Regions from separate parts of the Homo sapiens genome. Here regions 1 and 2 are each linked to region 3. Evidence: chromatin contacts called from ENCODE Hi-C or POLR2A ChIA-PET data. All regions are on one chromosome and are shown on one strand. Each heading gives the region's core, a stretch centred on a gene start or an enhancer-like site at or near the end of the contact. The rest is flanking DNA. Distances are from core to core; before and after follow the strand shown. Region 1 holds the start of NME9 (NME/NM23 family member 9). Region 2 has its middle 21 kb from the start of ESYT3. Region 3 holds the start of PIK3CB (phosphatidylinositol-4,5-bisphosphate 3-kinase catalytic subunit beta).

Region 1 (2,700 bases), core at 119-2,618, 510 kb before region 3:
ATGTCTCAAAACCACTAATGCTCTATTATCTAGGAGGCGCTGTAGCCTTGGTATGCATCTTACTGGGGCCAGCTGATGATGAGGCATTTTAAGTTCGTTTTAAAATGTTCCCATGTTGCAGATCATCCAGCTGATCTCCTTATGACCAAGCACTCTCTCCTAATTCCAGGGTCTATGCCTGCATGTTTTTACCATCACTTCAGAATCAACCACTATCTATTGTCCAGGACCAAGAAGAAGAGCAGCTGCTGGCTTCTGAATTCACTTGTCCCACATGCAAATGAAGTAAGACACTCTATATAACATATGTCCAGCACATAATATATCTCAAAACATATTTGTTAATAAGTGAAATTTGATGAGAACAGTGGTGGGAAAACTGGGTCTCCACAGAGCACACAGTTACAGACTCATGCCCAAAGTCAAAAGAACCTATACTGTATTCTCTGTGCAAGCTGCAGTTGTATTTCAACAAGAACAAAATAACGGTCACATCGAGTTATGTTGATTCGTATTTTCTTAGTTTATAGTTTTATTTAATGCATGTTTAGGTTTTATGGTTGTATAAGCACTATAAATGTAAACAGCTTCTACTCAGTTTTGTTTGCATTAATTTTGTTTGCGTAAAATTTGTCATCACTGGGGTTCCAAGATAAGTTTTGTCCCTTTAAGACGGAAGGGTACATCACTCAAGTTTGAGAACACTGTCACGTACTGCTGGCAAACAGAATGTCACTTTTATACTGCAACCCCGCTCTAATCACCCTCCTCTTCCCCGAGCCCAACCCAGAGCTGGAAGCTAGCGCCCCTTGAGGCTTACCTGCAGGGCAATTTCCTTCTTCCTGCTGCCCATGGCTCTGCAAAGAAGACGAAGCCCTGTTACCGCGGCCGTGGGCCGTTCCCCCGCAGCCTCGCGACAAACCGCTGCGTGGATCAGCAAGCCCAGAGCCTCCTTCAGACAAGCCCCCCTCCTACGGCCCCCGGCCCCTTTTTAAGGTGCTTCTAACTGGCGGCAAATCAGCACACTGATACAAAGTGAACACCCCGCGAGGAAGCGGAGCCTGCAGTCCACGGGCTCGTGGCTCGCCGGGCGGTTTTCTGGGGATCTGCGAAGCCCCCTCCCCACCCCGGAGCCGGCCAGGGGGCGCGCGCAGAGGCCGGAGTCAGTGCGCCGGGCGCGGTGCAGCCTGTCGGGCACAGGGTCGCCAGTCGAGGAATTCTGACAAAAAAACGACATGGGACCCTGTTATCCCTGCTGTTCTTATGGATTACTGGGAAAGTGAGCCACTGCGAACGACAGGTACAAGATCTTCGACGCGCCCGGAGTCACCAACCGAGTCTGCCGCGACCTAGCCGCGGTCGTCATGGCAACCTGGCCCCCCCGCCAGGCCTGCCAGGAAAGCCGGCGGACACGTAAGCCACGCCCACTCTGGGCCCAACGCAGTCTCTCCGCGGAGGCTCTGAACCCAGCCAGGGAGAGGCAGGAGGGAGTCCCGCCCCTTGCCCTCCATATCGGACCATAGGAACCCACTCATTGGCTGCAGTGTTTGTCAGCGTCTGGAGGCTTCGAACCCACCAAGCAAAGACCCAGTGCATCTGTGCGTTGCACAGTCGCATCTGTGAATCCCTGCATCCCTCCTGCCCTGCCTGCCAAGACTGATGTGCAGCTTTTCTACCATCACATACCGGTATAATGTGTGCAAGGTGGGGGGTGTCTCCAGGTTTTGAGGGATCTGCAAGCGTTCTCTTTAAGGCAAAGAATATGAAATTACAAATTCAAAATTAGATATGAAAGTCAAGTGAGACACATACAAAACAGTTACAGACATTGTAGATATTAATCCAACTGTATCAATAACCACTTTAAATGTGAATAATCTGATTACACCAATTAAAAAAGAGATTGTCAGAATGGATTTCAAAAACAAACAAAGCCCAATCGTGTGTTATCCACAAGAAAATACATTAAAAGCAAAAGGATAGAGAAAGCTATACCAGGCTGACACTAATTAAAAAAATAGCTGAAGTAGGTATGTTAATTTCAAGAAAAGCAGACTTCAGAACAAGGAAATTTATCAGGTATAAACAGGGACATTACATAAAGTTAAAGGGATCAGTTATTTGGGAAGACATAACAATACTTAATATGTATGTACTTAAAAACAGAGCACCGAAATATGTGAGGCAAAAGAAGATAAAACTGCAAGGAAAAATAGGTAAACTCAGTATTATAATAGAATGCTTTCATACCATTTTTAAAAAGTAATTAATACATCCAGCAGAAGCAAATGAGCAAGGATATAGTTGAACTGAAAAATATCAAATTGATCTAATTGACATTTATGCAATATTTAGTTCAACAACAGCGGAATATAGATTCTTTCTCAAGCTCACATGGGACATTCACTGAGATAGACCACAATCTAGGCCATAAAACATAGCTTAACAAATTTAAAAGGATAGAACAAAGTATGTTCTCTGACTGCAATAGAATTAAACTAGGAATCAATCACAGCTGATGAAAGAGATCTCACAGATTTAAATAAATGAAGAAATATTCCGTGTTCATGGATAGGAAGAATTAATATTGTTAAGATATCAATTCTTCCTAAGTGAAGCATACACCAAATGATTTCCATCCAGGGAGTGCTGATACCCTGTTTGGCCATGAGGTACCCAGCAACCCTCTGTGAAGTACAG
Region 2 (2,700 bases), core at 171-2,670, 420 kb before region 3:
ACTCTCAATAAACATTCCTAGCCAGGTGCAGTCGCTTGCACCTGTAATCCCAACTACTAGGGAGGTTGAGGCAGGAGGACTGCTTGAGCCCAGGAGTTTGAGACCAGCTTGGGCAACCTAGGGATACCGTGTCCCTTGAAAAAATAACCATTCCTGAGTTTTGCTGGGGACTTGGGGGTCACAGGGATGGTCCCTCTGCTGTCAGGGCCTCTCAGTTGGCCTTCACCCCATGCCAGACCCTCCACCAACCTGTCTTCTCCAGCACCAGCCACCCAGTAAGCTCAACACCCATCCCTTTAGATTCTCTAAACCTCATTTGCTTTCTTTAGCCATAATCCCATAATCTCTTCCTAGAATGAAATATGGTTTCAGCTCTTAATAGGATGGCCAAAACCAGTTTGCTGAGGACTGAGGAGTTTCCTGAAACACTGATCATTCATTGCTAAAACCAGGACAGTCCCGGGCAAACCAGGACCATTGGTCACCTTACTGGTAAGAATAAAATTCTCACCTTGTTCTATAATAATGGTACTAAGAACTATAAATTAGCTGGTGGTTCTCGACCTAGCAATCATCATCATCATAATTACCTGGGAGTTAAAACACAGGCTTTTATGATTTAGCAGGTCTGGGGCCTGAGAAATTGCATTTCTTACAAGTTTCCAGTTGATGGGATAGTGCTGGTCTGGGACCACACTTCAAGAACCCTGAATTAGGTAATCCACATTACACATTCAACAGAGGATTTGGCATACAGTAAATAAATGCACAACAATAACTAGTTATCAGCTAACGTTTTGTTGAGCACTTACTGTAAACCAGGCACCCTGCTATTTCTACATATTACCTTATTTAAACCTCATGGCTTCCCTGAGAGGTAGGTGATGTGATGCTTGTTTTACAGAAAGGGAAACTGAGGTCCAGGGACAACCAGAAGTGACTGAGCCTGCACGTGCACCCAGTTCTGACTTGGAAGCCCACGCTCCATTCACCAGCAGCCCCGCCACACTGAGGACTGAGCTAGTCCCAGCTAGCTGCCCCGCCCCTTTTTAATTTTAACTTTGTTTGAGGAAAATCTTTCAATGTGTCTCACACGTCCCTGCCTTCTTCCAAGTGAGCTGAATGCAGATCAACTTCCTCTGCATGACTCAACAGCAGCATTTTGAACATCAGTGACAGTCATTTTCCAGAGTGTCTGCACTGGGCCTCCTCCAGGGGCAGCCTGAGCTGTGGCCTTGGACACCACCTCCAGTTCTCTTCCTCCAGCTGCCTTTCCCAGCTCCATCTGAGAAGTCGAGGCCAGGACAACCCAGCAGTTAGCCCAGTGAGTAAGACCCAGGAGGCCTCATGTGTAGTCTGGGGGCTTCTGGACTGCAGCCCAGGGGAGCACCCACAGCTGGGAGGCCCCTCGGCCCTGACCTTGGCCCTGCTTCCTTAGAGTCAGCCTGGTGGCTGAGGCTGCTGGAAATGGACCCTGTGATGCAAGGCACTACAACTGACTTTCTTGTTAATATGATAGTTCTTCCCCACCACCCCTCCTCCTCCAAACCATCCAAACTTCTAGTTCCTTCTTTGTGGCTGGCATTACTGAGATTTCTGGTATTATTGGTGCACAGAGGATGTGTGGAGTGCGGTAAGAACATAGGCTGCCTAGGTCTGGCCCAGCAATGCTGCCAGCTGATGACCTTCGGTAACGTGTCCAAGCTCTCTATGCTTTGATTGCCTCATTTGTCAAACTGGATTGATGATAACATACTTATTTTAGGGATATTGAGCTATTGTTGAATTAGATACAGTCATGTGCCACATAAGGATGTTTTGGTCAAGGGCAGACCACATATACAAAGGTAGTTCCATAGATTAAAATACCCTATTTTTTCTGTCCTTTTTCTATGTTTAGATACACAAATACTTGCCATTGTCTTACAGTTGCCTACAGTATTCAGTCCAGTAACATACTGTCCAGGTTTGTAGCCTAGAAGGAGTAGGCTATCCCATAGAGCCGTGGTGTGTAGTAGGCTTTACTATCCAGGGTTGTGTAGGTGCACTCTATGATGTTCACACAATGATGAAATCACCTAAGGATGCATTTCTCAGAATGTATATCCATCATCAAACAACACATGACTGCATATACTTTCAAAATAGTGGCTGGCACACCGAAACTCTATTTAAATGTTAGCCAGGATTCCAAAATCGAATCCGTAAATGATTCTGGAGTGTCTACTAGTAACTCCAGCCACCATTTACTCAAACAGCATGTACCAGTCATTGTGCTTTGCACGGGTCACGTCATTTAAGGCTTGGAGGAGCTAGGCACACCCCCCTTAGTTAGTGGGGTGCTCGTCTCCCAGGCCAAGCTGGCCTGTCCAGCGGTACCCCCTCTGCCTCCCTTGTGGGGCAGGCTCTGAGCTGGACATTCAGCAAGGAGGCTTAGCCTCCCCCATCCTCTGACCATAGCCCCTGCCCTGCCACCTCTCCCCTGCCTGACTCATTTCTCCTTTCCTCAGATGCTTCTTACCGAAAAAACAGCCTCCTGTTGCCCTCCTCTCCTGGGTCCCCGGGCTACTCCAAGCTCTGCTCTTGCCCAGCTCCCCTTGTCAATCAAAACAGATTCAGCCTTCACAGGAAGCAATTTGGCATCTGGTATCAAGAGGTTTAAAATCCTCTTTCCTAAAAATGCCACTCCTAGGACCCTCT
Region 3 (2,809 bases), core at 23-2,522:
GATGTTTACAAAAGCACTTGTCACTCCCTTTGGATGTAGCAATGCAGAAAAAAGAGTCTGTTTCCATACTCTTCGTGTGTTTATAACTCTGTAACAAGTGGCAGAGTTCAAGTGTCACTTGAGATGAAACAGCAAAGCACTTCAAGTTTACGTCCCACCATCTTTCATCCTAAGCGAATCCCGAATTTGCTCGGTTTCATTTCAGCAGTAATTCCCACTCAGTACCTGAGACAGGGTTCCAATTCAGCCCTGCGGGAAGAGACTGCAGGATTCTAGTAAGGGACTATAGGATTCTATTTTGGCCACTGCGAGGTTAACAGGCTCCAATATTAAGCAACTCCAGTATCGGTTACTGCAACACCAGAGCAGATCGGAAATAAATGTGCCCCCAAACGCACGCCAGCAGCCAGGAATTAGCAATAGCTAACACGAGATGCTGCAGCAGGGGTATCATTTACTTAGCACTTGTTCAGTTATGCCTAACCTCACAACAACCTTATGGTGTATGTATTATTATTTCCATTTAACACATCAGGATATTTTGGCCCAAGGCCCCAGGACTGGTCAGCAGCGGCGTTGGGATTCGAAAACATGTCCATAACCTAATAACCCTGGGTCCACGCCTCTGAAATACACTTCTGCGCAAAAAGGCACCTGAGGGTCGGGAAGTTCCGGAGGTGTCCGCATAGACGCGGGGCGCGAGTACGCCGTCTCTCCACAGAAACGCCCCTCAGGAACGGGACCCAAAGCGACAGTGACCCGGGACGCCCGGCAGCGTCTCTGCCGCCCAGGGGCCGGGGGGCGCCACTCACCTTGGAGAGCCCAGGGCGGGCCGCAACCAAGCCAGACGCCCCCACCGGCCGGTAGGCGGTTATCCTCCAAGCTGGCAGGAAGCGCGGTGCAACCACAAGAGTCGCCAGCGCCGCAGGTAGCGGCAAGCTAGAACGCACCGCCAGCACGCCCGGGGGCACCGCAGCCGGCGCCGCGACCCAGCCGCCCCTCAGCCGCGCCGCATCCGGGTCCCGGCCGCCGCACTCACCTGCCTGGCGTTCCGCCGCCGCCGCCTGCTACTATTCCAAGTGCGCAGTCAGCAGCCCAGGCCGCCGCAACCGCTCCACTCCGGCGCCCCCATCCCTGCCTCTCTCGATCACCTCCCGCCTGCCCCGCGCAGCACTACACTCGCCCCCTCCCCACTGCCATGGCCCGCTCCGCCGCAGCGCCGCACAGGCCGACAGAGCACGCGCGCGCCGCCGCCGAACCCGCGCCCGTGTGCGCGCGCGCCAGCCTCTCAGGCCTGCATCCCAGCAGCCCCCGCCCCGCCCTGCGCCGCCCTCGGGCCAATCCCGGGCCCCGCGGTGGCGGCGGCGGCGGCGGCGGCAGTTGGGCTGGCAGGGTGTGGGGAGAGGCCTCACTGCCGATTCCTCTACCGTTGCCAGCCCGGCTGCGACGCTGCTGCACGGCCTTTCCTAACTCTCTTTGCGACTCCCAGAGGACTGCGGAATAGGGAATCCCCGGCAAGTCGCCTTCAGGAGAGACCCATCACCCGCTGCGGCCTCCATAACCTCCTCCCGAGAGATTCCGCTCTTCCTAGGTTCCTTGCTGGCCTTTTCTTCCCAGCCCTTCTCCCTGTTCTGCGACATGGACTGACTCCTAAATTCTTGGACGCAGCACTTATTTTTTTCCCGATACCCGTCTCCGTCTTTCACTCCCTTTGTGAGGATAGGGCGCTAGCTCGGCTGCCTCACAGCTGGCCCTTCAGTCCCTACACTGTGAATGGTTGTTTCTAGGGAAAAGTCCAGGCTTTCAAGCCCAAGATTCTTGTTCTTTGTTCAATTTTGCAGTAACAACACCTAACATTTGTCTGCAGAGCCTTAAACTTTACCCCTTTTTGCCTACCTTGTTTCCTGTTACCTTTGACCCCAACCGCGAAAAATCACAGTCCTCTTTCTAGTGGGACACTTAAATTTTACTTACTGAAAACCAACATTTTAACTCACTCCAAAGCTAGTATATTCTAACGTAATGCTCCTATATTACCCTGGACAAATAGTTGAGTAGTCAGGGATAAAATCTAGAAGTACAACATAATAAAAAGCAAACGTGACAAATCAATTAAGTGACAAACCAATAGTTTATTTGAGAAATGATCCTAGTTTTTTTATTTTTTATTTATTTACTTATTTTGAATGAGAGTTTCGCTACTGTTGCCCAGGCTGGAGTGCAATGGCGCGATCTTGGCTCACCGCAACTCTGCGTCCCCCGGTCAAGCGATTCTCCTGCCTCAGCCTTCCTGAGGATTACAGGCATGCGCCACCACGCCTGGCTAATTTTGTATTTTTAGTAGAGACGGGGTTTCTCCACGTTGGTCAGGCTGGTCTCGAACTCCCGACCTCAGGTGATCAGCCCGCCTCGGCCTCCCAAAGGGCTGGGATTACAGACATGAGCCACCGTGCCCGGCCAATGATCCTGGTTTTAATTGACTTTCGATTTAAAGCAAGAACATTGAAAAATAAATTCCAGAAGAGGCTGTAATACCAACACTTTGGGAGGCCGAGGTGGGCAGATCACTTGAGCCCAGGAGTTCACACCTAGCCTGGGCAATATGGCGAGACTGACAAAAATGACGTGAGTGTGGTGATGTGCATCTGTTGTCCCAGCTACTTGGGAGACTGAGGTGGGAGGATAATATGAACCCAGGAAGTCGAGGGAAGTCGAGGCTGGTGTGAGTCGAGATAGCACGGTAGCACCACTGCACTCCAGCCCGGGAAATAGAGCAAGACCCTGTCTAGGAAAAAAAAAAAAAATCCAG

The links. Hi-C counts contacts between places; a loop is a spot of excess contacts on that map. ChIA-PET counts read pairs that join two places held with the same protein, here RNA polymerase II (POLR2A). Pooled maps may share reads with other maps.
Region 1: a map of CD8-positive, alpha-beta T cell shows a loop between it and region 3 (5-fold over the local background). The contact joins the promoter of NME9 here to the promoter of PIK3CB in region 3. A Hi-C loop is called at or near these places in 3 of 168 maps with a recorded cell type or tissue (CD8-positive, alpha-beta T cell and naive thymus-derived CD4-positive, alpha-beta T cell) and 8 of 50 pooled maps.
Region 2: a loop to region 3 is called in a map of sigmoid colon, with 3 times the contacts of the local background. The contact joins the enhancer-like site here to the promoter of PIK3CB in region 3. A Hi-C loop is called at or near these places in 1 of 168 maps with a recorded cell type or tissue (sigmoid colon) and 3 of 50 pooled maps. POLR2A ChIA-PET finds 5 or more read pairs at or near these places in 2 of 52 experiments (OCI-LY7 and Panc1).

Annotation. Positions count from the first base shown.
Region 1 is chr3:138,328,483-138,331,182 of GRCh38, forward strand. It overlaps NME9 (NME/NM23 family member 9), which reads right to left and starts at 1,369. Exons shown (of 11, transcript NM_001349018.2): 1 at 821-1,369. The coding sequence starts at 853. It overlaps LOC124909438 (a long non-coding RNA gene), which reads left to right and starts at 1,451. Exons shown (of 2, transcript XR_007096113.1): 1 at 1,451-1,688.
Region 2 is chr3:138,411,856-138,414,555 of GRCh38, forward strand. No RefSeq gene overlaps it. Among named protein-coding and RNA genes, the nearest start is that of ESYT3, 21 kb to the right of the region's middle. RefSeq lists enhancers at 769-1,269, 1,270-1,770. Within about 2 kb of position 1,421, at least 2 of the 41 ENCODE cell types and tissues checked have a DNase peak (open chromatin) inside an H3K27ac peak, as active enhancers do.
Region 3 is chr3:138,833,656-138,836,464 of GRCh38, forward strand. It overlaps PIK3CB (phosphatidylinositol-4,5-bisphosphate 3-kinase catalytic subunit beta), which reads right to left and starts at 1,273. Exons shown (of 24, transcript NM_006219.3): 1 at 1,040-1,273. RefSeq lists a silencer at 770-1,509.